Regions from separate parts of the Homo sapiens genome. Here region 1 is linked to region 2. A link is an interaction called in ENCODE POLR2A ChIA-PET data of the cell type or tissue named here. Cell type or tissue: PC-9. All regions are shown on one strand. Links, peaks and the distances in the headings refer to the core of each region. The heading gives the core; the rest is flanking DNA.

Evidence for each region. Peaks named below come from ENCODE experiments on the same cell type or tissue, not always from the same donor. Only the 100,000 strongest peaks of a DNase experiment are listed, where the experiment ranks them.
Region 1: POLR2A ChIA-PET joins it to region 2 with 16 read pairs; 20 of 35 experiments call an interaction of 5 or more read pairs at or near these places.

Annotation. Positions count from the first base shown.
Region 1 is chr9:125,316,567-125,332,699 of GRCh38, reverse strand. GAPVD1 (GTPase activating protein and VPS9 domains 1) reads right to left here. Exons shown (of 28, transcript NM_001282680.3): 10 at 11,138-11,267; 11 at 8,777-8,902; 12 at 6,111-6,284; 13 at 2,482-2,622; 14 at 640-774; 15 at 71-190. Among named protein-coding and RNA genes, the nearest start is that of GAPVD1, 63 kb to the right of the region's middle. In PC-9, for the core only: no CTCF peak of the experiment used is centred there; no DNase peak of the experiment used is centred there; H3K27ac peaks cover 714 bases.
Region 2 is chr9:125,222,345-125,236,894 of GRCh38, reverse strand. It overlaps RABEPK (Rab9 effector protein with kelch motifs), which reads right to left. Exons shown (of 8, transcript NM_005833.4): 6 at 8,836-8,985; 7 at 4,150-4,299; 8 at 2,734-3,207. The coding sequence ends at 2,915. HSPA5 (heat shock protein family A (Hsp70) member 5) reads left to right here. Exons shown (of 8, transcript NM_005347.5): 8 at 1-2,042. The coding sequence ends at 303. Among named protein-coding and RNA genes, the nearest start is that of HSPA5, 12 kb to the left of the region's middle. In PC-9, for the core only: no CTCF peak of the experiment used is centred there; DNase peaks (open chromatin) are centred at 1,934 and 3,004; H3K4me3 peaks cover 1,017 bases; H3K27ac peaks cover 2,225 bases.

The DNA.
Region 1 (16,133 bases), core at 7,145-12,144, 89 kb before region 2:
ATGTGTCACAGTGCCAGTTTCAACCACGGATGTGGTCATTTTTTAAGTCATCCTCATTTCCCCCTCTTACCGTGAGTTATTTCATCCATGTCTGGACTAGTGACAGAATCTTTACCCCCAAAATCAGAGCTGCACTCAGATCTCAGGTCTTCAATCTTATTGGGAATATCCTCAGAGGTTGCACTTATGCCTTTAAAAAACAATAGTAAAAAATAAACAGGAAGAAGAACAAAATATCCACACAAAAAGTATATGAAATTTGGAGAAACTGAAACATTCTCGAATTTTGTGTCCCAGTTCTATACATGTGAGTTTAGTATTATATCCTTTATGGTACTACTGCTTAAATATACTTACCTTGCTTTACACAACATAATCAGAATCGTACAATTCTAAAGTAGGACAGGCTACTAAGAACAGAAACAGTTGTAGAGAGACTGTTTGCCAATTACTTCAACAGGCTCCATAAGGCCACACATTAAGTTCTCAAAGATTTCAGGTGCAATGGAAATAAGTTTGTTTTCTGGAAATTACTCAGCTCTTAAATATAACATATCTTTTTGTATCAACTTTATAAATAGGAGGGGGTAGGGGGTGAACACCTTCAAATCCCTACTCCTTAAAACAAGACAGACATACCGGACACAACACTGAGGCCTGGTGTGCTGGGGCGGGAACTGACCTCCCTGACATCCGTATCATCAGATGTGCTACCCAGTCCAGAACAGCTCTCCAGTTCTTGCAGACGCTCCTCCTGCTTTAGGTCTGGGGCCTCTAAATAGAAGATAAGAGGTATGTTACATTTGTGATTCTCTTAGCACACCACAATTTCAGCTTTTGTGACCCAGATAAACAAAGCTACCAGGGCATGAATAAAATCAGTGCAAATACATGTGTAAGTCTGGACTAGTTAATGCTAGTTAGATTAAGTGTTAAGTCAAAGTTGTGATTTTCATCCCAATATAAGCCAGTTCACTGTGCACAGATGAAAACGTGGTTCTAGATCACTAATGTCACAGAGTATGCTATTGATTAACATGTGAACTGGACAAGAGAGTATGGAATAGCCTGGTATTAAATCAACCACTTCCTAAAAAGTAACTCCTATGAATACTCAACAGCTGGTAAGCTAATCCTATTGTCCCCAACTGGTCTTCAAACAAGGCTAGCATATCTGAATGCTTTAACATTATAAAACAGGCCAGCCGTGGTAGCTCACACCTGTAATCCCAGCACTTTGGGAGGTCGAGGCCGGCAGATCACCTGAGGTCAGGAGTTCGAGACCAGCATGCCCAACACGGTGAAATCCCATCTCTACTAAAAATACAAAAACTAGCTAGGCGTGGTGGCAGGTGCCTGTAATCCCAGCTACTTGGGAGGCTGAGGCAAAAGAATCACTTGAACCCAGGAGGCAGAGATTGCACTGAGCCGTGATTGCACCACTGCACTCCAGCCTGGGTGACAGAGTGAGACTCCATCTCAAAAAAAAAAAAAATTATAAAACACATATCAGGATCACTTAATAATTCTTGAACCAAGTAAATCAACAGAATGTAATGCAGATACACAGTTACTTATATTTACATTCTGGTAGTTGACATTTAGTTGAAAGCAAAGATGCGTCTTCATAATCAGAAAAAAATGCAATGCATATGAAAAGACAAAGTACAAAACACTTTATATACATTTATAATAACCTGCACAAAAAAAAAATCCTCAGGATTACAGAATCTCAATTTCAACGTATTTCAAAAACACATTAAGCATGTTTTAGAGAGTCAAGTTCTCCCCTGTGATAAATCTAAATGTGTTTACCAAGCAAGCACTCAGTTTGAACTGTGTTGCTACTCTTATCCTGTCATGAGTTTGTGGAAGATACTAAATTCAATGATTCACACGGACTCTGATAATCACAGAAAATTGCTTTCAAAATAACTCAACACAGAGTCTGAAAGCACCTGCCATCACAGTCTATGCTATCTAACAGAGCATTTTCCCTTAATGGACAGAAAATGCCCTAAACTAATTTTCCATTTGACATTCTTAGCAATGTGATCACCTCATCTTTGTCAAATGTATAACTGGCTGGGCATGATGGCTCATGCCTGTAATTCCAGCACTTCGGGAGGCCAAGGTGGGCAGATCACCTGAGGTCAGTAGTTCAAGACCAGCCTGGCCAACATGGTGAAACCCTGTTTCTCTAAAAATACAAAAATTACCCGGCATGGTGGGGCATGTCTGTAATCCCAGCTACTCAGGAGGCTGAGGCGAGAAGACTGCTTGAACCCAGGAGGCAGAGGTTGCAGTAAGTTGGGATCGCGCCACAGCACTCCAGCCTGGGTAAAAGAGCAAGACTCCATCTCCATTAAAAAAAAAAAAAAAGTGTATTTGACAAAATATACATAATACAGAGTTGGGATACCTTGCATTTAATTAAAACTTCTGTATAAATGAAAAAGCAAACAATGACAGCATACTAACCTGAGTCACTTGGCAATACCTCTACACTCCAAGCTTCACTTGTTGTCTCTGATATGGTAGAACCAGTGCAGGGGTCAAGAAGCACTGACCCTGAACCTGGGAGGCACAGCAAACTGCCTAACATGTTCTCTGCTGCAGCACCTGTATAACCAGTGGGAAGCAAAGGGTTAACAAAGATCCTGGAGGAAAGTGCAGTGATAGTGGAGAAAAGCCAAACACTAGCTAACAAAATCTCCTGGCTGGGCGCGGTGGCTCACACCTGTAATCCCAGCACTTTGGGAGGCTGAGGCAGGCAGATCACTTGAGGCCAGGAGTTCAACACCAGCCTGGCCAACATGGCGAAACCCCGTCTCTACTGAAAATACAAAAATTAGCCAGGTATGGTGGCGTGCACCGGTAGTCTCAGCTACTTGGGAAGCTGAGGCACAAGAACCCGGGAGGCAGAGGTTGCAGGGGGTGCAGAGACTGCAGTGAGCCGAGGTCATGCCATTGCCCTCCAACCTGGTCAATGTGAGTGAGACCCTGTCTCAAAAATAAAAATGGCCGTGTCATTTTGGGACTTTGTCTCAAAAAAAAAAAAAAAACCACCAAATTCCTCTCTACCTACAAGAAAGAGGCCAAAGTAAGAATAACTTCAATCAAGCACACCACTAAAAACACAAGTTCCTACTTTGGTCACAATGGCACAATACCCTTTTCACCAGTTTCCTCCAGTTCACCTTTGACTCTCCATAGAGAAAACACACATCATTAAGTCAAGTAATTTCAACAGCTTTAGCTTTGATTTCTCAGCAAATTTTACAGGGGTCCTTAATATCGTTCTAAAATTTATAGCCCTACAAAGATTAAAAACACTGAGAGTTTAACCACAGAATGTTATGCTGGCCAAATATTTTTTCTTCCAGCATATTAGTCACTATTCAGGGCAATAAGATACATTCACAGGAAAATACACATCTTCATAGCACTCACTCAACTGCAAATACAGCTTATTGCGCAAATACAGCTAACTGCCAAGAACAATACCACTTTGGCATCTGGAACAAAGTAATGTAAAACCAATTAAGAAATCTATTTACACCTCTCCCTCTCCCTCTCCCTCTCCCCACGGTCTCCCTCTCATGCGGAGCCGAAGCTGGACTGTACTGCTGCCATCTTGGCTCACTGCAACCTCCCTGCCTGATTCTCCTGCCTCAGCCTGCCGAGTGCCTGCGACTGCAGGCACGCGCCGCCACGCCTGACTGGTTTTGGTGGAGACGGGGTTTCACTGTGTTGGCCGGGCGGTCTCCAGCCCCTAACCGCGAGTGATCCGCCAGCCTCGGCCTCCCGAGGTGAGCCCCCCTGCCCGGCCAGCCGCCCCGTCCGGGAGGGAGGTGGGGGGGGGGTCAGCCCCCTGCCCGGCCAGCCGCCTCGTCCGGGAGGTGAGGGGCGCCTCTGCCCGGCCGCCCCTACTGGGAAGTGAGGAGCCCCTCTGCCCGGCCACCACCCCGTCTGGGAGGTGTGCCCAACAGCTCATTGAGAACGGGCCAGGATGACAATGGCGGCTTTGTGGAATAGAAAGGCGGGAAAGGTGGGGAAAAGATTGAGAAATCGGATGGTTGCCCTGTCTGTGTAGAAAGAAGTAGACATGGGAGACTTTTCATTTTGTTCTGCACTAAGAAAAATTCTTCTGCCTTGGGATCCTGTTGATCTGTGACCTTACCCCCAACCCTGTGCTCTCTGAAACATGTGCTGTGTCCACTCAGGGTTAAATGGATTAAGGGCAGTGCAAGATGTGCTTTGTTAAACAGATGCTTGAAGGCAGCATGCTCCTTAAGAGTCATCACCACTCCCTAATCTCAAGTAATCAGGGACACAAACACTGCGGAAGGCCGCAGGGTCCTCTGCCTAGGAAAACCAGAGACCTTTGTTCACTTGTTTATCTGCTGACCTTCCCTCCACTATTGTCCCATGACCCTGCCAAATCCCCCTCTGTGAGAAACACCCAAGAATTATCAATAAAAAAATAAATTTAAAAAAAAAAAAAAAAAGAAATCTATTTGCACTACTTAAAAATACAAATCGAAAGTATTAAACATTATTATACGTCTGTGTTAAAAACACTGAAGTTCAAAAGGCTTCACTACTTTGGATTAAACCTAATAAAAGAATAATTCTACTTCAGGGCATGAAAAAAAATTAGAAAAAAAGTTACTAATAAAAGTTACCTTTTAAAGCTATATCATAAAATAATTAGAAATAAAATAATGTCTGGAACTTGCCTAAACATAATGAGGGGAGAGAAGAGGGTAGTGGATAGGAGAACAGATGAAAGAAAGCTGGCCATGTGGGTCTAACTCCTGAAACTGAGTGATGGGTACACTGGGTTCATGATACCACCATCTCTTGTATTTGTTTAAAATGTTCCATGATTTAGGCCGGGAGCAATGGCTCATGACTGTAATCCCAGCACTTTGGGAGGCCGAGGCGGATGGATCACTTGAGGTCAGGAGTTCGAGACCAGCCTGGCCAATATGGTGAAACCCCGTCTCTACTAAAAATACAAAAATTATCTGGGTGTGGTGGTGGGCACCTGCAGTCCCAGCTACTCGGGAGGCTGAGGCAGGAGAATCACTTAAACCAGGGAGGCAGAGGTTGCAGTGAGCTGAGATCGCACCACTGCAACTCCAGCCTGGGCGACAGAGTAAGACTCTATCTTAAATTAAAAAAACAAAAACAAAAAAAAACCTATTGGTTACTATGCTCACTACCTGGGTGGCAAAATCATCTGTACACCAAACCCCAGCAACATACAATTTGCTCTAACAATTTCCCATGTAACAAATCTGCACATGTACCCCCTGAACCTAAAATAAAAGTTGAAGAAAAATAAACATATCAATAAATTTTCCATGATTTAAAAACAAAATGAAGATGAGGGTTACAAGACTATATATCTTTCAGAACTCATAAAACAGTATCCAAAAAGGAGCGAATTTTAGTGTATATACATAGCACCTGAATAAACTTCACATTAAAAAAAAAGAAGGCAGGAGGATCACTTGAGCTCATTAGTTCAAGACCAGCCTGAGCAACAAAGCGAAATCCTGTCTCTATTTGAAAATAAATAAAAATGTAAGAAGAAGAAAAAGAAAAACCTGGTTACCCTTAGGAACTGAATTAACTCTTCCAGAAGTGAATTCATTTTTTTAGAGAACAGCAGTATCATATTGTTGTGAAAGATTTTATGGCTATAATCTATAAGAATTTTCATCTTAAGGTTAGGTGTTTGGCTTCAAACAGAGAATATACTAATTAGAGACAGACTAAGAACTTATACTATGCCCTGCAAACAACACTTGACCAGAAGCTAATTCAAAACACTGGTTTTTCTTTCTTTCTTTTTTTTTTTTGGGCAGCTGGGAGGAGGATGGGTAAGGGGTGGGATTAAATGTAGAAAGGAAAAACACTAGTTATATTTAAGTAAAGAAAAAAGTACCCAAATGCCTTGTTCCATACAGTTATAACAGTTTCCCAGATGGTGCTAACACACACAATGTTTGTCAGGGCACTGGTGCTCCCTCCCATGAAAGGTTGGTGGATTTGAATAACTAAACCGTGATATTTCAGAGACATTAAATGGCAGTTACCTGCAATTTCTTGCAAGCGATCTTCATCAATATTAGGGTCAAAGTCACTTCCCAAGACGTCTGTACTCCAGGTCTCACTCACTGTTTCTGATATGTCCCTATCATCTGTTAATCCCATCATGTCACGAATTTCAAACTTCCTTAGCTTATCATCAAGGTTATCCTGTGTTGTAGCTATCAAAAACAAAATTAAGCACTTTTAAAATAGTAGCACAGCTATGACTTTTTAATCAACTTTAAAGAATTTTATCTCCATGTTGGTCAGGCTGGTCTCGAACTCCCAATCTCAGGTGATCCGCCCGCCTCGGCCTCCCAAAGTGCTGGGATTACAGGCGTGAGCCACTGTGCCTGGCCTATCAATTCACTTCTTAATCTAGCATTTTGCATATGCCAACCACCTATCTCAGAATCTCCCAGGAAGTTTGCTAAAGAGGTGACATTTGTTCAACTTCTTTCATAAGCTCATATGAAAGTTCCTCCTCCACTTATGCAATGGCCTCCAGTGGATAACTGAAGCTTCGGATCGTACCAAATCCTATATATTCCATGCTGTTTTCATCTGATAAGCAGTGACTAATAGGCAGGTAGTGTATATGTGGATACACTGAACTAAGGAATGATTCATGTCCTGGATGTGATAGAGTGAGACTGTGTGAGATTTCATCACATTATTCAGAATGGCACAGAATTTAAAGCTTATGAATTATTTCTGAAATTTTCCATTTAATATTTTTGCACCAAGTTTGCCCATGGGTAACTGAAGCCATGGAAGGTGAAACCATGGATAAGGAGGTACTACTTTATTACTTGAGTTTTCTCTGCTGCTTGCAACAAACTTAATCCTAATTAATACACTGATAAACAAATCCAGTAAAATACAGCATTACTTTTTTCAAGCCACACACACTCCAATGACAATACTCTTTTTCTTTCTAAAAACTGACTTCTTTTTTAGAAGTAAGACTTGGGAAATGGAATTTTTAAAAAGCTAACCAGGTAATTCTTATGCATGCTAAAATCACTGTGTCAAACCTAGTTGAGGGCATCATCTTTTTTTTTTTTTTTTTTTTGAGATGGAGTCTCGCTCTGTCGCCCAGGCTGGAGTGCAGTGGTGTGATCTCTGCTCACTAAGCTCTGCCTCCCGGGTTCAGGCCATTCTCCTGCCTCAGCCTCCCGAGTAGCTGGGACTACAAGCGCCTGCCACCATGCCCAGCTAATTTTTTGTATTTTTAGTAGAGACAGGGTTTCACCGTGTCAGCCAGGATGGTCTTGATCTCCTGACCTCATGATCCGCCTGTCTTGGCCTCCCAAAGTGCTAGGGATTACAGGTATGAGCCACCGCACCCGGCCCATCTTTTTTTTTTTCAATCAGAGTCTCACTCTGTCGCCCAGGCTAGAGTGCAGTGGTGCGATCTCAGCTCACTGCAACCCCTGCCTCCCAGGTTCAAGCGATTCTCGTGCCTCAGCCTTCTGAGTAGCTGGGATTACAGGTGCTCACCACCTCACCTGGCTAATTTTTGTATTTTTAGTAGAGATGGGGTTTCACTATGTTGGCCAGACTGGTCTCAAATTCCTGACCTCAAATGATCTACCTGCCTCAGCCTCCCAAAGTGCTGGGATTACAGGCACGAGCCACTGTACCTGGCCAAGGGCATCATCTTAAATGAACAAATCCAAAAAACTCTTTCAACTTAATCTTCCTAAGGCACCTCACTTCCTCATCTTCACTGAACCAAAAGCCTTCAGTGGCTTCCAGCTTACTACTAAAATACTGATATCCTTCTTTCCACAACAGGGATCCACCTACTTTTTAATCCTTACCTCACTCCATTTCCCTAACTGATACCTGAAAAAGTACTATGGCTTCCCACCTCTTTGACTTGCTTATGCTTGTCCTTCACCTAGAATGACCTATCTCCAACTTCTGCCAAGGCAATGCCAGCCAGCCCTCAAGGCTAATATTTTCTTCCAATAAACTTTCCCTATACTTTCTTTTTTTTGAGACGGAGTTTTACTCTTTTTGCCCAGCCTGTTGTGCAATGCCACGATCTTGGCTCACCGCAACCTCCGCCTCCTGGGTTCAAGCGATTCTCCTGCCTCAGCCTCCCGAGTAGCTGGGATTACAGGCATGTGCCACCACCCTGGCTAATTTTGTATTTTCAGTAGAGACGGGCTTTCTCCATGTTGGTCAGGCTGGTCTTGAACTCCCGACCTCAGGTGATCCACCCGCCTCAGCCACCCAAAGTGCTGGGATTACAGGTGTGAGCCACCGGGCCCAGCAGCTTTCCCTATACTTTCAACCATATGTATCTCTCACTCAGAACTGCCAAATACTTTCATGATACTTTAAATCAATTGTGTACTATTCTTTCCCTATTCTAAGTTCCTTGAGCCTTGAGTATTTACATTGTATCCCTAAAATATTACATAATTAAAATATCAAATATTACTGAATTTCAAGTAATTTATATTAATTTATTAAGCCTAAACAATCCACTTACCAACTAAATAGATTTTGAAGAACTGAAGGAATGATGAATAAATGTTAAGTTTAATGGTGATTTAATCTCTTACTGAACCAAGCCAACTTAATGAAAACACACTGCTCATCTTGCAATCAGGTAAATTCTTTGCTACTTAGGCAACTGTGTTCAACTTCACTTTACCTTGCTCATGTTCTAACAGCTGTAGAGCTTCAACTCCATTACTGCCAGAAGGTCCTGCTCCAAGTTCTGACACAGACTCTCCTTCTAGGTCTAGGGAGGACACTGAATTGGAGCGATTTGAAGGACCTAGAGAAATGTTTATAGTGTGAGCAATCTTTTTAAAACAGTCATGAGCCACCACACAATTTTTCATGCCTTGATAAAAGACTAACAACTGATTAAAGTGTTTTTAATACTTTTTATACCTTAAAAAAACACATGCCCTTTGAGAAATTCTGCTTCTAGGAATTTATCCTAAGGTGCTAATAACAAATTAATCTGCTGGGTGCAATGCCTCATGCCTGTAATCCCAGTACTTTGGGAGGCTGAGGTGGGTGGATCATGAGGTCAGGAGATCGAGACCATCCTGGCTAACATGGTGAAACCCAGCCTCTACTAAAAATATAAAAATTTAGCCAGGCGTGGTGGCGGGCACCTGTAGTACCAGCTACTCAGGAGGCTGAGGCAGGAGAATGGCGTGAACCCGGGAGGCAGAGCTTGCAGTGGGCCGAGATCGCGCCACTGCACTCCAGCCTGGGCGACAGAGCGAGACTCCATCTCAAAAAACAAAACAAAACACAACACAACAAAACAAAACAAAAAATATAAAAATTAGCCGGCCTGATGGCACATGCCTGTAATCTCAGCTACTTAGGAGGCTGAGGCAGGGGAATTGCTTGAACCCGGGAGGCAAAGGTTGCAGTGAGCTGAGATCGCATCATTGCACTCCAGCCTGGGCAACAAAAGTGAGACTCCATCTCAAAAAATAATAATAATAATTAATCTAAAGTTGCTTGTTATAGAGCTTTTTCTTCTTTTTTTTTTTTTTTTTTAGAGAGAGTCTCGCTCTATCGTCCAAGCTGGAATGCAGTGGCACCATCTTGGCTCACTGCAACCTCCGCCTCCCTGGTTCAAGCAATTCTCCTGCCTCAGTCTCCCGAGTAGCTGGGACTACAGGCACACGCTGCCACACCCAGCTAATTTGTTGTATTTTAGTAGAGATGGGGTTTCACCGTGTTGCCCAGGCTGGTCTCAAACTCCTGAGCTCAGTGAATCCACCCACCTCGGCATCCCAAAGTGCTGGGATTAGAGGCATGAGCCACTTCGCCCAGCCCAGAAGTTATTATGTCCAAAAAGTGGAAGAAATCTATAGATTTAATCACAGAAGAAAGTTGAAAAAAATTATGATATGCCATGTGAGGTTAAGGAAAACAGCCATAAAAACCATGTTATTTAAGAATGTTAAATTACAAAGGGAAATGTTAATGCCATATTATTAAATTACAAAAGGTTACAAAACAGGATAAACCTAATTTTGCTGTGAATAATCTAAAACGTCAACTGCTATCAACAAAATTTTGAGATTATAGGTGATTCTATTTCTCTGTTTTGTAGAATGAACATACATTACATGTCATTTTTTTGGAAAAGTCAGATTAAAATATGAAGTTATTATATTTTAGGTTTCTTTTTAAATGTCAGTAAATTTGAACTATTGTCTTTAAATAAAAAAAAACCCGGGGCCAGGCGCGGTGGCTCACGCCTGTAATCCCAGCACTTTGGGAGGCTGAGGTGGGCGGATCACGAGGTCAGGAGATCGAGACCATCCTGGCTAACACGGTGAAACCCCGTCTCTACTAAAAATACAAAAAATTAGCCAGGCGTGGTGGCGGGTGCCTGTAGTCCCAACTATGCAGGAGGCTGAGGCAGGAGAATGGCGTGAACCCGGGAGGCGGAGCTTGCAGTGAGCCGAGATTGCGACACTGCACTCCAGCCTGGGCAACGAACGAGACTCTGTCTCAAAAAAAAAAAATTGGTACTAGTAGGCAAAATGACATATTCTCATTTCACAATCTTGGCTTTGAATTTTCTTTTTAATACCTATTTCCATTGTCTTCTGCTTCATAAAGGTATGTGTGAGTGTGAGTAAAGGAATACAGAACATTTAAGAGTATGTGCAACATATTGAAATACTAGTAAGTCCATTTTTTCCCGTTTCGACATGCATGATATCCTTCTAAAGGAGCTCTATAAGCTTTGGTATATATTAATACTGCAGAAACAGAACTTGCTGTTATTCTATTTAAGTCTGAATAAAGACATATCTTCTCCATTTTATATGACCAAAGGCATCTTGCAATTTTAATTTTATTCAGGAAACAATCTTTACAGCCAACTGTTCAGGCTCATTAGAGGAAATCTTCATTAGTCTCCTCAGTGAGAAGCACAGATGGTATAATTATAATTTATAAGCTCCTTTAAAAAACACAAAACAAACTATTAATTGAACCACACAACTCCTTGAATGAAGTAACCCTTCACCTTCAGATATTCCTTCCAGATTATCACTGCAGAGGGAAAAGCGCAAGGTTTTATCAGGTTTACCATGGAGTTTGTTTTCATCAACAGGGACATCTCCTTGTCCTCCATCCGAAAGCTGCATGTTTAGGACCTAAAAAATAAAATGTCAATTTTGGTTTATCAATGGAAAGATTACTGATAAGGAAACAAACCACAGCAAATGCATATTTAACTCCTTAATCTTAAATTATCAATTTTTAACTACAAACCTATTTAGAAGGTCTGTCAAGCTTTTAAATACCTGTGGAATAAAAGTATATAAATTAAAGCAGCTGAAGCCATGCCTTTCCATTACCCTACGAGTGTTACAGATAGAACAGGCAACCAGACTACCAGATGAGTAGTGGTGAGAATTATACAAATCAGAAGTCTTTGGTGTCAGCACGCTGGTCCTTCTAATTCTGTCATGTGTCAACTATGTAACCTTGGATAGGCAAGTTATTGAAATTCTCTAAGCCTCAGTTTCTTCATCTATAAAATGGTGACAGTAACAGTATGTATGCCATGTAATTGTTGAGAATTAAGTAAAAAGATGCACATAAAACAGTTGTCATGTCACGTATTAAATTTGCAAAATTTAAAGAAAGTAAATCAACAAGGCTGGGCGCAGAGGATCACGCCTGTAATCTCAGCACTTTGGGAGGCCAGGGCAGGCAGATCACGAGGTCAGGAGATCGAGACCATGCTGGCTAACATGGTGAAACCCCATCTCTACTAAACTACAAAAAAAATTAGCCGGGCTTGGTGGTGGGTGCCTGTAGTCCCAGCTACTCGGGAGGCTGAGGCAGAAGAATGGCGTGAACCTGGGAGGCGGAGCTTGCAGTGAGCCGAGATCGCGCCACTGCACTCTAGCCTGGGCGATACAGTGAGACTCCATCTCAAAAAAATAAAAATAAAAAATCAATAAATAAAATTTTTAAACATACTAAATTTGCAAAATTTAAATAAAATTTAAAGTAAATAAAAGTAAATAAATTCAACTAGAAGAAAACGTGTAATCATGTTATTTTGTAGGCATCAAGATTTAATCCATCTAGTCTGAACGTCCACTTGATCACAACATACATACAGGGCCACAAAAGTCCACACCAGAAACTAAAGTATGACTTCACAGACATCTCCAGCTTAGACTGATGGCCTTTTTATATGCTTTCCATTTGCCAGATGACTTCCAAATAACATAACTACATCTCACTACTCCCTACAAGCCTCACAACTCAGCTTTGTGTGTATATCTCCACCTTAATGAAGAATTAAGTGCTTTGTTGAAAGTCACATAGCATGTTTTAGGTACACCTTGGACTTGAACTCAGAGGCCTTGGCTCCCTTGGCTGTTGCTGAAATATGAAGGAAGAATAGTACCCTCACTTACAAAGAAAAAAACTTACCACAAAAAATGAAAAATATGTGAGGCGATACAGGTTATTTAGCTTGATTCAGCCATTCCACAATGTATATCAAAACATGTATACCATAAATAGATACAATTTTGTCAGCTAAAAGATAAATGATTTTTAAACAGAAAGAAAAAAAAAATTCTTGGTTGCTGTTTTGGCTCTGAGTAAATTAAAGGTTTTGAAATGGTTTTATACATTTACACATGATGCCTTTAAATACAGGTTTTTTGGCTGGGAGCGGTGGCGGCTCATGCCTGTAACCCCAGCACTCTGGGAGGTCAAGGCCGGTGGATCACCTGAGGTCAGGAGTTCAACCTGGGCAACGTGGCAAAATCCCATCTCTACTAAAAATACAAAATCAACCAGGTGTGGTGGTGTACGCCTGTAATTCCAGCTACTTGGGAGGCTGAGACAGGAGAATCGCTTGAACCCGGGAGGTGGAGGTTGCAATGAGCTGAGATTGCACCACTGCACTCCAGCCTGGGTGACAGAGCAAGACTGCATCTCAAAAAAAAAAAAAAAAAAGTTTTTTTTTCCCTATTTGCTTGAAATTAATAGACATAGGCCAGGCGTCGTGGCACACACCTGTAATCCCAGCTGCTCAGGAGGCTGGAGAATCACTTGAACCTGGGAAGTGGAGGTTGCAGTGAGCTGTGATTGCACCACTGCACTCCAGCCTGGGTGACAGAGGGAGATTCCATCTCAAAAAAAAAAATTAAATACACATAAAATTTTTATTAAAAAAAATTTTTTTAAGATGGAACTCATTCTGTCGCCCAGGCTGGAGTGCAGTGGTGCAATGATGGCTCACCACAGCCTTGAACCCCTAGGCACAGGCAATCCTCCTGTTTTAGCCTCCTGAGTAGCTGGGACTACAGGTACACACCACCAAGCCCAGCTAATTTTTTTCATTTTAGTTCTTCGTATTATTATTATTATTATTATATTTTTGAGACAGAGTCTCAATCTTTCACCTAGGCTGGAGTGCAATGGCATGATCTTGACTCACTGCCACCTCCACCTCCCAGTTTCAAGCGATTCTCCTGTCTCAGCCTCCCAAGTAGCTGGGATTACAGGCATGTGCCACCACACCCGGCTAATTTTTGTATTTTTAGTAAAGATGGGGTTTCACCATGTTGGCCAGGCTGGTCTCAAACTCCTGACCTCAAGTGATCTGCCTGCTTCGGCCTCCCAAAGTTCTGGGATTACAGGTGTGAGCCACTGCGCCTGGCCTATTTATTATTAAGACAGGGTCTCGCCAAGTTGCCCAGGCTGGTCTTGAAGTCCTGGACCCAAGGATCCTTCTGCCTCAGCCTCCCAAAGCGCTGGGATTACAGGTGTGAGCCACCATCCCTGGAAATTTTTTTATTTTTGTAGAGACAAGGTCTTACTATGTTGCCCAGGCTGGTCTTGAACTTCTGGTTTCAAGCAATCCTCTCACCTCAGCCTCCCAAAATACTGGGATTACAGGCATGAGCCACCATAACTGGCCAACATAAATATTTTAAATTAGATAACTTAAACTATTCACCATAGTGAGTGATGTGAAACTAAAACATCAGGAGAAAAATCATTTCAAGGTCTGGAGATTCACGTGAATTAACAGAAAAGGGATTATATAACACAATGAAGATATTTTTTCCAAATCATATCCAAAGGCAAGCAATTTTGAGACGCCATACAGAAAGCCACTGTACAAAGTCAGTCACACTGGAGTATAAAATACAAAATACACACTGGAGTATAAAATACGAAAATCTAATTTCATGCTTCTAAATCAGAGCATCTGCAAACTCTGGATTAAACTAAAACCACAGAATCTGAGTGCTAAAAAAACTTTAGCTGGCCACAGTGGCTCACGCCTCTAATCCCAACACTTTGGGAGGCTGAGGTGGGCAGATCACCTGAGGTCAGGAGTTTGAGAGCAACCTGGCCAACATAAAGTGAAACCCTGTCTCTACTAAAAATACAAAAATTAGCTGGGCATAGTGGCATATGCCTGTGGTCCCAGCTACTAGGGAAGCTGAGGCAGGAGAATCACTTGAACAGGGGAGGCGGAGGCTGCAGTGAGAGCGGCCTCCCAAAGTGCTGGGTGTATCTTCTTAATGACTATTTATCAACATATAATGTCTTTGTCTTTTGTAATCTTTCTGCTCCTGAGACTAGATAATCTCAATTGATCCATCTTCAAGTTCACTGATTTTTCTGCCTGTACAAATCTGCTGTTGAACCCCTCTAGTGTATTTTTCATTCCAGTTATTATACTTTTCAACTCCAGAATTTCTATATGGTTCCTTCTGTAATTTCTACCCCTTTATTGATATCTTCTATTTGGTGAGACCTTGTTCTCTTGGTTTTCTTTAGTTCTTTGTCCGTGGTTTCCATAGCTCTTTAAGTATATTAAAAAAAAAATTGATTTAAAGTCTTGAGTAAGTCCAATGTCTGTGCTTCATCAAGGCCATTTTCTTTCTTTTCTTTCTTTTCTTTTTTTTTTTTTTTTTGAGACAGAGTTTCGCTCTTGTTGCCCTGGCTGGAGTACAACAGCACAATCTCAGCTCACCATAACCTCTACATCCCAAGTTCAAGCGATTCTCCTACCTCAGCCTCCCGAGTAACTGGGATTACAGGCATGTGCCACCAGGCCTGGCTAATTTTGTATTTTTAGTAGAGACAGGGTTTCTCCATGTTGCTCAGGCTGGTCTCAAACTCCCAACTTCAGGTGATCCACCCACCTCAGCCTCCCAGAGTGCTGGGATTACAGGCGTGAGCCACCGCCCGGCCATCAAGGACGTTTTCTTTTTTTTTTTTTGAGACAGAGTCTCGCTGTATTGCCCAGGCTAGAGTGCAATGGCGCAATCTTGGCTCACTGCAACCTCCGCCTCCCAGGTTCAAGCGATTCTCCTGCCTCAGCCTCCTGAGTAGCTGATATTACAGGTGCACACCACCACGCCTGGCTAATTTTTGTATTTTTAGTCGAGACGGGGTTTCACCATGTTGGTCAGGCTGGTCTCGAACTCCTGACCTCATGAACAGCCCACCTTCGCCTCCCAAAGTGCTGGGATTACGGCCATGAACCACTGCGCCTGGCCCATCAAGGACATTTTCTATTAACTTTTTTCCTGTGAAAGGGCCATATTTTTGTTTCTTTATATGCCTCATAAGTTTTGCTGAAAAGCAGACATTTTAAATATTATAAAGTGATCATTAAAAAGTCAGGAAACAACAGATGCTGGAGAGAATGTGGAGAAACAGGAACACTTTCACACTGTTGGTGGGAGTGTAAATTAGTTCAACTGTTATGGAAGACAGTGTGGCAATTCCTCAAGGATCTAGAACCAGAAATACCATCTGACCCAGCAATCCCATTACTGGGTGTATATACCCAAAGGATTATAAATCATTCTACTATAAAGACACATGCACACATACGTTTATTGAAGCACTATTCACAATAGCAAAGACTTGGAACCAACCCAAATGCCCATCAACAATAGACTGGATAATGAAAACGTGGCACATATACACCATGGAATACTATGCAGCCATAAAAAAGGATTAGT
Region 2 (14,550 bases), core at 1-5,000:
CTCAAGGAGCGCATTGATACTAGAAATGAGTTGGAAAGCTATGCCTATTCTCTAAAGAATCAGATTGGAGATAAAGAAAAGCTGGGAGGTAAACTTTCCTCTGAAGATAAGGAGACCATGGAAAAAGCTGTAGAAGAAAAGATTGAATGGCTGGAAAGCCACCAAGATGCTGACATTGAAGACTTCAAAGCTAAGAAGAAGGAACTGGAAGAAATTGTTCAACCAATTATCAGCAAACTCTATGGAAGTGCAGGCCCTCCCCCAACTGGTGAAGAGGATACAGCAGAAAAAGATGAGTTGTAGACACTGATCTGCTAGTGCTGTAATATTGTAAATACTGGACTCAGGAACTTTTGTTAGGAAAAAATTGAAAGAACTTAAGTCTCGAATGTAATTGGAATCTTCACCTCAGAGTGGAGTTGAAACTGCTATAGCCTAAGCGGCTGTTTACTGCTTTTCATTAGCAGTTGCTCACATGTCTTTGGGTGGGGGGGAGAAGAAGAATTGGCCATCTTAAAAAGCGGGTAAAAAACCTGGGTTAGGGTGTGTGTTCACCTTCAAAATGTTCTATTTAACAACTGGGTCATGTGCATCTGGTGTAGGAAGTTTTTTCTACCATAAGTGACACCAATAAATGTTTGTTATTTACACTGGTCTAATGTTTGTGAGAAGCTTCTAATTAGATCAATTACTTATTTTAGGAAATTTAAGACTAGATACTCGTGTGTGGGGTGAGGGGAGGGAGTATTTGGTATGTTGGGATAAGGAAACACTTCTATTTAATGCTTCCAGGGATTTTTTTTTTTTTTTTTAACCCTCCTGGGCCCAAGTGATCCTTCCACCTCAGTCTCCCAGCTAATTGAGACCACAGGCTTGTTACCACCATGCTCGGCTTTTGCATTAATCTAAGAAAAGGGGAGAGAAGTTAATCCACATCTTTACTCAGGCAAGGGGCATTTCACAGTGCCCAAGAGTGGGGTTTTCTTGAACATACTTGGTTTCCTATTTCCCCTTATCTTTCTAAAACTGCCTTTCTGGTGGCTTTTTTTAAAATTATTACTAATGATGCTTTTATAGCTGCTTGGATTCTCTGAGAAATGATGGGGAGTGAGTGATCACTGGTATTAACTTTATACACTTGGATTTCATTTGTAACTTTAGGATGTAAAGGTATATTGTGAACCCTAGCTGTGTCAGAATCTCCATCCCTGAAATTTCTCATTAGTGGTACTGGGGTGGGATCTTGGATGGTGACATTGAAACTACACTAAATCCCCTCACTATGAATGGGTTGTTAAAGGCAATGGTTTGTGTCAAAACTGGTTTAGGATTACTTAGATTGTGTTCCTGAAGAAAAGAGTCCAGGTAAATGGTATGATCAATAAAGGACAGGCTGGTGCTAACATAAAATCCAATATTGTAATCCTAGCACTTTGGGAGGCCAAGGCGGGTGGATCACAAGGTCAAGAGATAGAGACCATCTTTGCCAACATGGTGAAACTCCATCTCTACTGAAAATACAAAAATTAGCTGGGCGTGGTAGTGCAAGCTGAAGGCTGAGGCAGGAGAATCACTCGAACCCGGGAGGCAGAGGTTGCAGTGAGCCGAGATCACACCACTGTACTCCAGCCCGGCACTCCAGCCTGGCGACAAGAGTGAGACTCCACCTCAAAAAAAAAAAAAAGAATCCAATACTGCCCAAGGATAGGTATTTTATAGATGGGCAACTGGCTGAAAGGTTAATTCTCTAGGGCTAGTAGAACTGGATCCCAACACCAAACTCTTAATTAGACCTAGGCCTCAGCTGCACTGCCCGAAAAGCATTTGGGCAGACCCTGAGCAGAATACTGGTCTCAGGCCAAGCCCAATACAGCCATTAAAGATGACCTACAGTGCTGTGTACCCTGGGGCAATAGGGTTAAATGGTAGTTAGCAACTAGGGCTAGTCTTCCCTTACCTCAAAGGCTCTCACTACCGTGGACCACCTAGTCTGTAACTCTTTCTGAGGAGCTGTTACTGAATATTAAAAAGATAGACTTCAACTATGTGTCTGATGTCTATAGTTTGTTGTTTACCAATTATAATTCTGCAACTTCTTTTTTAACCCTAACCATATTGCAACTTTGTGATTAGCATTTAATACACAAATCACACCTACCTAGGTTTGTATTGTTGGCAAAACCTTTTATATATATATATATGTATACATATATATGTGTTTATGTATACATATATAAATACATGTATATATAAATATGTATACATATATATGTATACATATAAATATACTATATATGTATACATATATATGTGTGTATATATGTATATATATATATATTTTTTTTTTTTTTGAGACAGAGTTTCGTTCTTGTCACCCAGGCTGGAGTGCAATGGTGTGATCTCAGCTCACCGCAACCTCCGCCTCCCGGGTTCAAGCGATTCTCCTGTCTCAGCCTCCTGAGTATCTGGGATTACAGGCATGGGCCAGCACACCCGGCTAATTTTGTGTTTTTAGTAGAGACGGAGTTTCTTCATGGTAGTAAGGCTGGTTTTGAACTCCCGACCTCAGGTGATCCACCTCCTCAGCCTCCCAAAGTGTTGGGATTACAGGCGTGAGCCACCAAGCCTGGCCCAAAGCCTTTTATGTTAATGCAGTGGAGGTTTTTGCATTGGGCAAAACTTATCTATCTACCACAGTTTGCAAACCAGTCACTGAAAGTCATTCCCAAGAGCTCTGAGAGGCAATATAGCAAGGTTTAGTGCACATAAGAATTATTTGCATTAGTTTCTTCACCTACCAAAGTAGGAGAAAAACAGATATATAATGCAGAAGATATTTTGGAGGTATAAAACAGCTAATGTTTTACTTAACTATTCTGAAAGTAACTGACAGGTAATAAAAATGTGGGTTTTATTAGTCCACTACAGTCACAATACAATCGTCATAGATTTCCCCTTCTGTATTCATCCCACCAAACACCAAACAGAGCAGTGTAGCAGTCTGGCTTTCCTCATGTGAGTCACCACTGTGGCTCATTACTTTGTCAGCTGAATCCTCTTTCTCAGCTTCATGGTTCAGAGTGAGAGAGTTGGAATCTTCTTTCTCAGAAGCACACGTCACTGGCCATGGAATGATACACATGGAATGGTCCAATCGTCCAGGGGGTAGAAGAGTATCAAATTTAAGCAAGGTCCAATGCTGCTCTTCTATGTTGGGGAGGGAAAAGGCTTCATGTTAAGAAATTTCCAGATAGGCCGGGCACGGTGGCTCACGCCTGTAATCCCAGCACTTTGGGAGGCCGAAGCGGGTGGATCACGAGGTCAGGAGATGGAGACCATCCTGGCTAACACGGTGAAACCCCGTCTCTACCAAAAATACAAAAAAAAAATTAGCTGGGCATGGTGGCGGGCACCTGTAGTCCCAGCTACTCGGGAGGCTGAGGCAGGAGAATGGCGTGAACCCAGGAGGTGGAACTTGCAGTGAGCCAAGATCACGTCACCGCACTACAGCCTGGGCGACAGAGTGAGACTCCATCTCAGACAAAAAAAAAAAAAAAAAAAAAAACAATTTCCAGATAGTGAAAGCCAAAATCTGAATAAAATTTAAAAAGTAATGAAATTTCTAGAAATGCTCAGTGATTTACTGTAGCAGCCGAGTCCTAACAAACAGGAGTAAAAGGAAAAAAACCTTATGGCAGCATTGCTGCTTTCCTGATGTCATCCCCTACAGAGTTTTCATTCTTTTGGATTTAGATATAGAGGAACCAAATTGGAAGCACTGCATCACTTTTTTCTTTCTTTCTTTTTTTTTTTTTTTTGAGACAGAGTCTCGCTCTGTCACCAGGCTGGAGTGCAGTGGTGTGATCTCAGCTCACTGCAACCTCTCTGCCTCCTGGGTTCAAGCAATTCCCCTGCCTCAGCCTCCCGAGTAGCTGGGACTACAGGCGCCCGCCACCACGCCTGGCTAATTTTTTGTATTTTAGTAGAGATGGGGTTTCACCATGTTGGTCAGGATGGTCTCGATCTCCTGACCTCGTGATCTGCCTGCCTCGGCCTCCCAAAGTGCTGGGATTACAGGCGTGAGCCACCGCATCACGTTTCAAAGAATGTTTAGATTTGTTTAAAGATCCCCCATGGACACCTGCTCACCTGTGTGATACTGGTACATTGTGTCCAGTGCTCCTGCAGGAGTCATTCCACCAAAGATGTACACATGTTTTCCCATGGCCACAGCTGAGTGGGCAGCACAGCCTGCTGGAGCAGCCCCAGTGGGATTTAGCTTCTGCCATTTCATGTCACCTGCCAAGAGAAAGAAAGAGCTTTGGCGCAGCATGGGCTAAGATGTGCTTTCAAACTTATCTATCTACTGTAGTTTGCACACCAATCACTGAAAGTCATTCACCAAGAGCTCTGAGAGGTTTAGTGCACATAAGAATTATTTGGGGAACTCTGACATTATGATTGGGTAGTCCAGGGAGGAAGGCAGGGAGGGGCTCAGTGATTCCCAGAATCTCAGGCGATTCTGATGTAGGCAGTCTTTGGATCACACAGAAATGTGATACAACCTTTATAATAACAGTCACCTTCAACCATTCACTATTAACTGCCTCGAATTAGCTCAGTTTCTCTCTCTCTCTCTCTCTGTCTCTGTGTGTGTGTGTGTGTGTGTGTGTGTGTACTTTAAATACAGTTCCTGGGCCGGGCACGGTGGCTCACGCCTGTAATCCCAGCACTTTGGGAGGCCGAGGCGGGCGGATCACCTGAGGTCGGGAGTTCGAGACCAGCCTGACCAACATGGAGAAACCCCGTCTCTACTAAAAATACAAAATTAGCCAGGCATGGTGGTGCATGCCTGTAATCCCAGCTACTCAGGAGGCTGAGGCATGAGAATCGCTTGAACCTGGGAGGCGGAGGTTGCGCTGAGCTGAGATCACACCATTGCACTCCAGCCTGGGCAACAAGAGCGAAGCTCCGTCTCAAAAAAAAAAAAAAAAAAAAAATACAGTTCCTTAGCGATTTTGTAAGTGCTGGCTAAACAACAAATTTTGCTCACTTAATTTTCATAACAGCCCTATGAAATTTCTATTACTTCTGCCTATCCCCTTTCTTATTCTTTTTTTTTCCGCTCTGTTGCCCAGCCTGGAGTGCAGTGGCTTGATCTTGACTCCCAGGTTCAAGCAATTCTCTGCCTCAGCCTCCCGAGTAGCTGGGATTACAGGCACCTGCCACCGGGTCTGGCTAATTTTTTGTATTTTTAGTAGAGACGGTGTTTCACCATCTTGGCCAGGCTGGTCTTGAACTCCTGACCTCGTGATCCACCCACCTCGGCCTCCCAGAGTGCTGGGATTACAGGCGGGAGCCATGGCCTGGTGCCTGGCCTCCCCTTTCTTCTTACAAATGAGCAAACAAGAATAGAGAAGGAAAGAGACTTGTCCGAGACCCTATAGCTTGTAAGTGGCACAGCAAGACTGCACTTAGGTGTGGCTCCAAAGCCTGTGTCTCCAAAATCTCTACACGATAATGTGCTGCCTTAGCGCCTACTTCCCACCTATTTTTGCAGGGAAACTTGCATCTTTTCAAACAAGCATTTTTTTTTCTTTTGAGACAGAGTCTCACTCTGTTACCCAGGCTGGAGTGCAGTGGCGCGATCTCAGCTCACTGCAACCTCCACCTCCCGGATTCAAGCGATGCTCCTGCCTCAGCCTCCAGAGTAGCTGGCACGTGCCGCCACACCCGGCTAATTTTTGCATTTTTAGTAGAGACAGGGTTTCACCATGTTGGCCAGGCTAGTCTCAAACTCCTGACCTCAGGTGATCCGTCCACCTCGGCCTCCCAAAGTGCTGGGATTACAGGGGTGAGCCACTGCTCCCAGCCAAAACAAGCATTTAAATAAGGCAAGCTATCACTGGATTTTAGATTTAGAGAACTACTTGGGTAGGCAGGAAAAATAGTCAACAAGTAGTTCCTAACACCAGAAAAAGGCTCTTTTTAAAAATAAGCATTAAGACCCCATCTGACTGCCCGCAAGGAATGGTTTTGTGTAAATAGTTTCCATCTGTCGGCCGGGCGCAGTGGCTCACACCTGTAATCCCAGCACTTTGGGAGGCCGAGGTGGGCGGATCACAAGGTCAGGAGATTGAGACCATCCTGGCTAACACGGTGAAACCCTGTCTCTACTAAAAATACAAAAAATTAGCCGGGCGTGGTGGTGGACACCTGTAGTCCCAACTACTCAGGAGGCTGAGGCAGGAGAATGGCATGAACCCGGGAGGCAGAGCTTGCAGTGAGCCAAGATTGCACCACTGCACTCCAGCCTGGGCAACAGAGCGAGACTCCATCTCAAAAAAAAAAAAAAATAGTTTCCATCTGTCAATGCAAGGCAGGGGCCCAGCATCTCAGAGTAAGAAGGGAGAATCACCCGGTGTGGCCAAAATTCTAGCCAATGCAAGAATACAAAGCCAGTGTCCCCTGGCCTCAGCTGTCATGGAGCCAGATAATTCAGGGCTTGGGAAGTCAGCCCGATACACTACACAGGACTTCCCATGCCTTCTGCCCATTGTTCCAGTTCTTGTAGTCTGGAGCAATGCAGAACATGTTCATTTCTTCATCCCTCCACTCAATAACAGGTATGAGCCGGGAGCAGTGGTTCACGCCTATAATCCCAGCACTTTGAGAGGCCAAGGCGGGTGGATCCCTTGAGTCCTGGAGTTGGAGACCAGCCTGGGCAACATGGTGAAACCTCATCTCTACAGAAAATAAAAAAATTATCTGGGTGTTGTAGCACGTGCCTGTTGTCCCAGCTACCCGGGAGGCTGAGGCAGGAGAATCACTTGACCTGAGAGGCAGAGGCTGCCATGAGCTAAGATCGCATCAGTGCATTCCAGCCTGGGCAACCAAGTGAGACACTATCTCAAAAAAAAGAAAGTACCTGTCACCCACTATCTGCCAGACACTGTGCTAAGTGCTAGAAATGTACTGGAGAACAAAATAGACAAGTTCCCTACCATAATGGACCTCACAGCTTGAAGGAATTGCCCAGAATGAGTCCAGGGTCTCTCCACAGCATATCAGCCCTTCAGATACTTAAAGGATATTTCTCATGTTCTCTCTAACCTTCCTCTTCCCACTGTTTTCAACCATTTAACATGAAAAGCATGAAACTCTAGTCATCTACATCCACATTATCCAGATCCTTCATGGGTTAATGGCTAACACCAGAAAGAAATCCAGTAGGCCAACACAAAGCATAATGGGTTGTAATGAAAGGAGAGCACTGTTGGAAGGTTAAGAGACAATAAATGGCTGGGTCCATAGTAAGCACTCAGGAGATTATTTAGTGCTATGATTTTTTATTATTAGTATTCTGTCCAGAGGTAACAGAATCTGATGAAGATTCTGCCAGCTGGTCAAGTTACCTACACATAAGAGCAAGGCTATATTTTCTTTTTCTTTTTTCTTTTCTTTGAGACGGAGTCTCACTCTGTCGTCTAGGCTGGAGTGCAGGGGTGCAATCAGCTCACGGCAACCTCCACCTCCCAGGTTCCAGCGATTCTCCTGCCTCAGCCTCCCACGTAGCCAGGACTACAGGTGCCTGTCACCAAGCCTGGCTGATTTTTTTTTTCTTTTTTTCTTTTTTTTTTGGAGACGGAGTCTTGCTGTGTCGCCCAGGATGAAGTGCAGTGGCATGATCTTGGATCACTGCAACCTCTGCCTCCTGGGCTCAAGCAATTCTCCTGCCTCAGCCTCCCGAGTAGCTGGGATTACAGGCATGCACCACCACGCCTGGCTAATTTTTATATTTTTAGTAGAGATGGGGTTTCACCATGTTGGCCAGGCTGGTCTCGAACTCCTGACCTCAGATGATCCACCTGCCTTGGCCTCCCAAAGTGCTGGGATTACAGGCATGAGCCACTGTGCCCAGCTCTTTTTTCTGAGATGGAGTCTCACTCTGTCACCCAGGCTGGAGTGCAATGGTGTGGTCTCGGCTCACTGCAACCTCTGCCTCCCGGGTTCAAGCAATTCTCCTGCCTCAGCCTCCCAAGTAGCTAGGACTAGAGGCGAGTGCCACCACACTTGGCTAATTTTTTTTATTTTTAGTAGAGATGGGGTTTCACTATGTTGGCCAGGCTGGTCTCGACCTCCTTACCTCATGATCCCCCAGCCTCAGCCTCCCAAAGTGCTGGGATTACAGGTGTGAGTCACCAAGCCCGGCTTTTTTTTTTTTTTCTTTTTTTTGGAGATGGAGTCTTGCTCTGTGGCCCAGGCTGGAGTGCAGTGGCGTAATCTTAGCTCACCACAACCTCCACCTCCTGGGTTCAAGCGATTCTCCTGACTCAGGCACCAACGTAGCTGGGATTACAGGCACATGTGCCATGACAATAGGCTAATTTTTGTATTTTTAGTAGACACGGGGTTTCACCATGTTGGCCAGGCTGGTCTCAAACTCCTGATCTCAGGTGATATGCCTGCCTCAGCCTCCCAAGGTGCTAAGATTACAGGCATGAGCCATTGCACCTGGCCAAGCAAGGCCATATTCTTTCAAAGCACACTAAAAAATCACTTGAGCACAGAAGTTTGAGATCAGCCTGGGCAACATGGTGAGACCCCATCTCTACCAAAATAAAATTTTATATTAGCCAAGCATGGTGGCACACACCTGTAGCTCCAGCTACTGCGGAGGATGAGGTAGGAGGATTACTTGAGTCCTGGAGGCTGAGGCTACTGAGATCATGCCACCGCACTCCAGCCTGAGTGACAGACAGAGATCCTGTCTAAAAATAAATAAATAAATAAAAATAACAATTTTAAACAGACAAGCCCCCATGCCCTGCTTACTTATATCAATGCAGTGGAGGTCATCATAGAATCTGTCCCCCGCCAAGCCTCCGTGGATGAAGAGCTTTGTCCCTGCTGCCACCATCACATGACCATGCCGGGGAGATGGAGGATTTCCAAGTGTCTCTGGCTGTGACCAGGTCAGAGTGTCTAGAAAAGTAAATTCAATAACATCAAATGGCAAAACTATTAAAAAAGAACACGAGAAACAGGCCCAAGCCTCTGTAGCACCTCCTAGCAAGCGGAGCTGTCCCATGCAGGAAGCAACCCTGGGGTCATTCACTCCAACTCCCCCAGCCAATCCAGGCATCCCTCCTTTTACATCCTATAGGCTGCTGCGGTGGCTCACAGTTGTAATCCCAGCACTTTGGGAGGCCGAGACAGGTGGATCACCTGAGGTCAGGAGTTCGAGGCCAGCCTGGCCAACATGGTGAAACACTGTCTCTACTAAAAATACAAAAAAAAAAAAATTAGCCAGGTGTGGTGGCAGGTGCCTAGTAATCCCAGCTACTTGGGAGGCTGAGGCAGGAGAATTGCTTGAACCCGAGAGGTGGAGGTTGAAGTGAGCCGAGATTGCGCCATTGCATTCCAGCCTGGGCGACAGAGCAAGACTCTGTCTTAAAAAAAAGAAAAAAAAAAGTCCTACAGAGGCTCTGCGTGCATGCTTCTAGGGCTGGAGAGCCCACTACCAAACATGCCTGCCCCTTCTACTCAGCACCCGGAAGCCATTTCTCGCTATGAAATAAAAACGATCTCCTCTTTAGCTTCAAACTAAAACTGCCACAAAGTCAAAATGAATGAGTCTGTTTCTGTGACAGCCCTTCAGAGTCATCTTCTTGTTATTCATTTATTTAATGTATTATTATTATCATTATTATTATTATTATTTGAGACAAAGTTTCGGTCTTGTCGCCCAGGCTGGAGTGCAATGGCATGATCTCAGCTTACTGCAACCTCTGCCTCCCAGGTTCAAGCGATTCTCCTGCCTCAGCCTCCAGAGTAGCTGGGATTACAGGCATGCAACACCACATGCAGCTAATTTTTGTATTTTTAGTAGAGACAGGGTTTCTCCATGTTGGTCAGGCTGGTCTCGAACTCCTGACTTTAGGTGATCTGCCCACCTTGGCCTCCCAAAGTGCTGGGATTACAGGCGTGAGTCACCACGCCTGGCTTCTATTTATTATTATTATTTTTTGCAGACAGAGTCTCGCTCTGTCGCCCAGGCTGGAGTGCAGTGGCACAATCTCGGCTTACTGTAACCTCCGCCTCCCCGGTTCAAGCAATTCTCCTGCCTCAGCCTCCCGAGTAGCTGGGACTACAGCCACATGCCACCACCCCCAGCTAATTTTTCTATTTTTAATTGAGACGCGGTATCACCATGTTGGCCAGACTGGTCTTGATCTCTTGACCTCGTGATTCGCCCACCTTGGCCTCCCAAAGTGCTGGGATTACAGACGTGAGCCACCGTGCCCGGCCCCATCTAATATTTTGTATTTTCATAGAGACGGGGTTTCACCATGTTGCCCAGACTGGTCTCAAACTCCTGAGCTCAGGCAATCTGCCCACCTCGGCATCCCAAAGTGCTAGGATATAGGTGTGAGCCACTGTGCCCAGCCTTGTTATTTATTTATTTTATAAGTAATGTTTCAATAACAATTTCATCCCTTAATGACTAATATTTGGACAAGTTACTTGTCTATGTCAGTGGCACTCAACTTTTTTTTTTTTTTTGCAGGGGGTCGGGGGACAGAGTTTTGCTCTGTTGCTCAGGCTAGGATGCACAAGTGCGATCTTCGCCCACTGCAACCTCCACCTCCCAGGTTCAAGTGATTCTCCTGCCTCAGCCTCCTGAGTAGGTGGGATTACAGGCACCCAAAACCACACCCAGCTAATTTTTTTTTTTTTTTTTTGAGACAAAGTCTTACTCTCTTACCCAGGCTGGAGTGCAGTGGTGCGATCTTGGCTTGCTGCAACCTCTGCCTTCCAGGTTCAAGCGATTCTCCTGCCTCAGCCTCCTGAGTAGCTGGGATTACAAGTGTGCACCACCACGCCCAGCTAAATTTTTTTTTTTTCTTTTTCTTTTTCTTTTTTTTTTTTGAAACAGAGTCTTCCTCTGTCACCCAGGCTGGAGTGTAATGGTGCAATCTCAGCTCACTGCAACCTCCGCCTCCCAGGTTCAAGTGAGTCAACTGCCTCAGCCTCCCAAGTAGCTGGGATTACAGGTGCCTACCACCAAGCCCGGCTAATTTTTTGTATGTTTTTTAGTAGATACGGGGTTTCACCGTGTTAGCCAGGATGGTCTCGATCTCCTGACCTCGTGATCTGCCCGCCTCGGCCTCCCAAAGTGCTGGGATTACAGGCGTTAGCCACCACTCCTGGCCCTTAATTTTTGTATTTTTAGTAGAGACGGGGTTTCACCATGTTGGCCAACCTGGTCTCAAACTCTTGACCTAAAATGATCCACCTGTCTCAGCCTCCCAAAGTGTTGGGATTATAGGCATGAGCCACTGCGCCCATCCTAAATTTTTTCATATTTGTAGTAAAGCTGAGGTTTTGCCATGTTGGCTAGGCTAGTCTCAAACTCCTGACCATAAGAGATCCACCCCCCTGGGCCTCCCAAAGTGCTGGGATTACAGGCATGAGCCACTGCATCCAGCCATTTTTTTTTTTTTGAGATGGAGTTGTGCTCTTGTTGCCTAGGCTGGAGTGCAATGGCACGATCTTGGCTCTCACTGCAACCTCTGCCTCGCAGGTTCAAGCAATTCTCCTGCCTCAGCCTTTCAAATAGCTGGGATTATAGGTGCACACCATCATGCCTGGCTAATTTTTGTATTTTTAGTAGAGATAGGGATTGACCATGTTGCCCAGGCTGGTCTTGAACTCCTGGGCTCAAGTGATCCACCCACCTCAGCCTCCCAAAGTGCTGGGATTGCAGGTGTCAGCCACCACACCCAGTCTTATTATTATTTTTAGAGATGGGGTCTTGCTATGTTGTCCAGGCTGGACTGGAACTCCTAGGCTCAAGTGGTCCTCCCACCTCAGCCTCCCAAGTAGCTGGGACTATAGGCACACACCACTGCATCCTGCTAGACTTAATTGATTTGCTGAAGGGGTTGGGGAAAAAAACAGACTAGTCTTAAATAAAAGTTAGCAGGGACTCCTGATGTGGCAGTATAGGATAATGGTTAGAATATGGGATTTGGAGCTGAAACCAGGTTATCTCACTATATAACTATGTGGCCTTTCACCAATTACTTCTCTAAGCTGCAGTTTCTATGGCTGTAAAATAAGGATACAGACAATACTGGCCGGGCGCAGTGGCTTATGACTGTAATCCCAGCACTTTGGGAGGCCAAGATGGGCGGATCACGAGGTCAGGAGATCGAGACCATCCTGACTAACACAGTAAAACCCCATCTCTACTAAGAATATTTTAAAAATTAGCCAGGCGTGGTGGCATGTGCCTGCAGTCCAAGCTACTCGGGAGGCTGAGGCAGGAGAATTGCTTGAACCCGGGAGGTGGAGGTTGCAGTGAGCCAAGATTGTGTCATTGCACTCCAGCCTGGGCAACAGAGCGTGACTTCATCTCAAAAAAAAAAAAAAAAGACAATACCTACTTTTAAGAGCTGAGGTATGAATTAAATGAGATAATATACATAAAGCATGAAGGAAAAAAAAGTACCCAATACATGAGAGTTATGAATATGATGATTATTACGTTTTACTACAGGCAACCCTTCTTATCTTCAAAGCTGTACATATATAGAATTCTGGAAAATTAATCATTTCTATATACCAGAAAAGTCTTAAAGGAGTACTGCAAAAACTCTGTTGTTTTTTTTTTTTGTTTTGTTTTTGTTTTTTGAGATAGAGTGTTGCTCTGTTGCCCAGGCTGGAGTGCAGTGGTGCGATCTTGGCTCACTGCAACCTCTGCCTCCTCCAGGAGAAGCGATTCTCCTGCCTCAGCCTCCCGAGTAGCTGGGATTATAGGCACCTGCCGCCATGCCTGGATAATTTTTTGTATTTTCAGTTGAAACAGGGTTTCATCATGTTGTCAAGGCTAGTTTTGAACTCCTGACCTCAAGGGATCCACCTGCTTTGGTGTCCCAAAGTGGCCTCCCAAAGGATTACGGGCATGAGCCACTGCGCCCAGCCTGCAAAAACTCTTTGAAACAAAGGTCTGCCAAACAATTTGTCTTTGAATTACTGTTTATGGTATGCCTGCTGGTTGTTCAAGGAGTCCCCAGTGTCCCAAGGAATTTAATTTAAAATTACCTGAAATGGTTTCTGCATAAATATGTTCCTTATAGCATTTTTTTTTTTTTTTTTTTTTTAGAGTCAGGGTCTCGCTCTACTGCAAAGGCTGGAGTGCAGTGGTGCAATTATGGCTCACTACATCCTCAAACTCCTGGGCCCAAGCGGTCCTCCAGCCTCCTGAGCCGATGGGATTATAGGCATGAGTCAGCATACCTGGCTTGTTCATTACAGTATTGTTTATAATAGACAAAAATTGGAAATAGCCTAAGTGTCCATGAGCAGGTTTAATTATTAGTATAGCCATGAGGAAATATTACACACTTTTTAAAAAATTTATTTATTTTTTTGAGACAGAGCCTTGCTCTGTCACCCAGGCTAGAGTGCAGTGGCGTGATCTTAGCTCACTGCTACCTCCACCTCCCAGGTTCAAGGGATTCTCCTGCCTCAGCCTCCCTAGTAGCTGGGATTGCAGCAGAGGGTGGCAGGCAGGCACCTGCCACCACGTCCAGCTAATTTTTTGTATTTTTAGTAGAGACAGGGTTTCACCATGTTGCCCAGGATTACCTGACCTCAGGTAATCCACCCACCTCTGCCTCCTGGGTTCAAGCAATTCTGCTGCCTCAGCCTCCTGAGTAGCTGGGATTATAGGCGCCCGCCACCATTCCTGGCTGATTTTTGTATTTTTAGTAGAGACAGGGTTTCACCATCTTGGCCAGGCTGGTCTCGAACTCCTGACCTCATGATCCACCCGCCTCTGCCTCCCAAAGTGCTGGGATTACAGGCGTGAGCCACCGCGCCTGGCCTAAGCACTTATTAAAAATGATGGTGAAGGCCGGGTGGTGTGGCTCAATGCCTGTAATCCCAGCACTTTGAGGGACCAAAGCTGAAGGATCACTTGAGGCTAGGAGTTTGAGACCAGCCTTGGCAATGCAGTGAGACCCTGACTCTAATATTTATATAATAATCATCATTTCAAAATGCTGGTGAAGACTTTCTGATTGCATGGAACAATGCTTAAGTGAAAAATATAGGATGCAAATGTAACATATAGAATTATCTCTGTCCTTTTTTTTTTTTTTTTTTTTTTTTGATACAGAGTCTTGCTCCCTCACCCAGGCTGGAGTGCAGTGGCAAGATCTCGGCTCATTGCAACCTCCGCCTCCGGGGTTCAAGTGATTCTCATGCCTCAGCCTCCCAAGTAGCTGGGATTACAGGTGTGCGTCACCACGCCCAGTTAATTTTTTGTATTTTTAGTAGCAACGAGGTTTCACTATGTTGGTCAGGCTGCTCTTGAACTCCTGACCTCAAGTAATCTGCCCTCCTCAGCCTCCCAAAGTCCTGGCATTACAGGCGTGAGCCACCACATCTGGTTTGAATTATCTCTGTTCTTAAAAAAAAAAGATTGATAATACACTGAGATGTTAACAGTAATTTAATTTTGGGGTGATAGTACATACA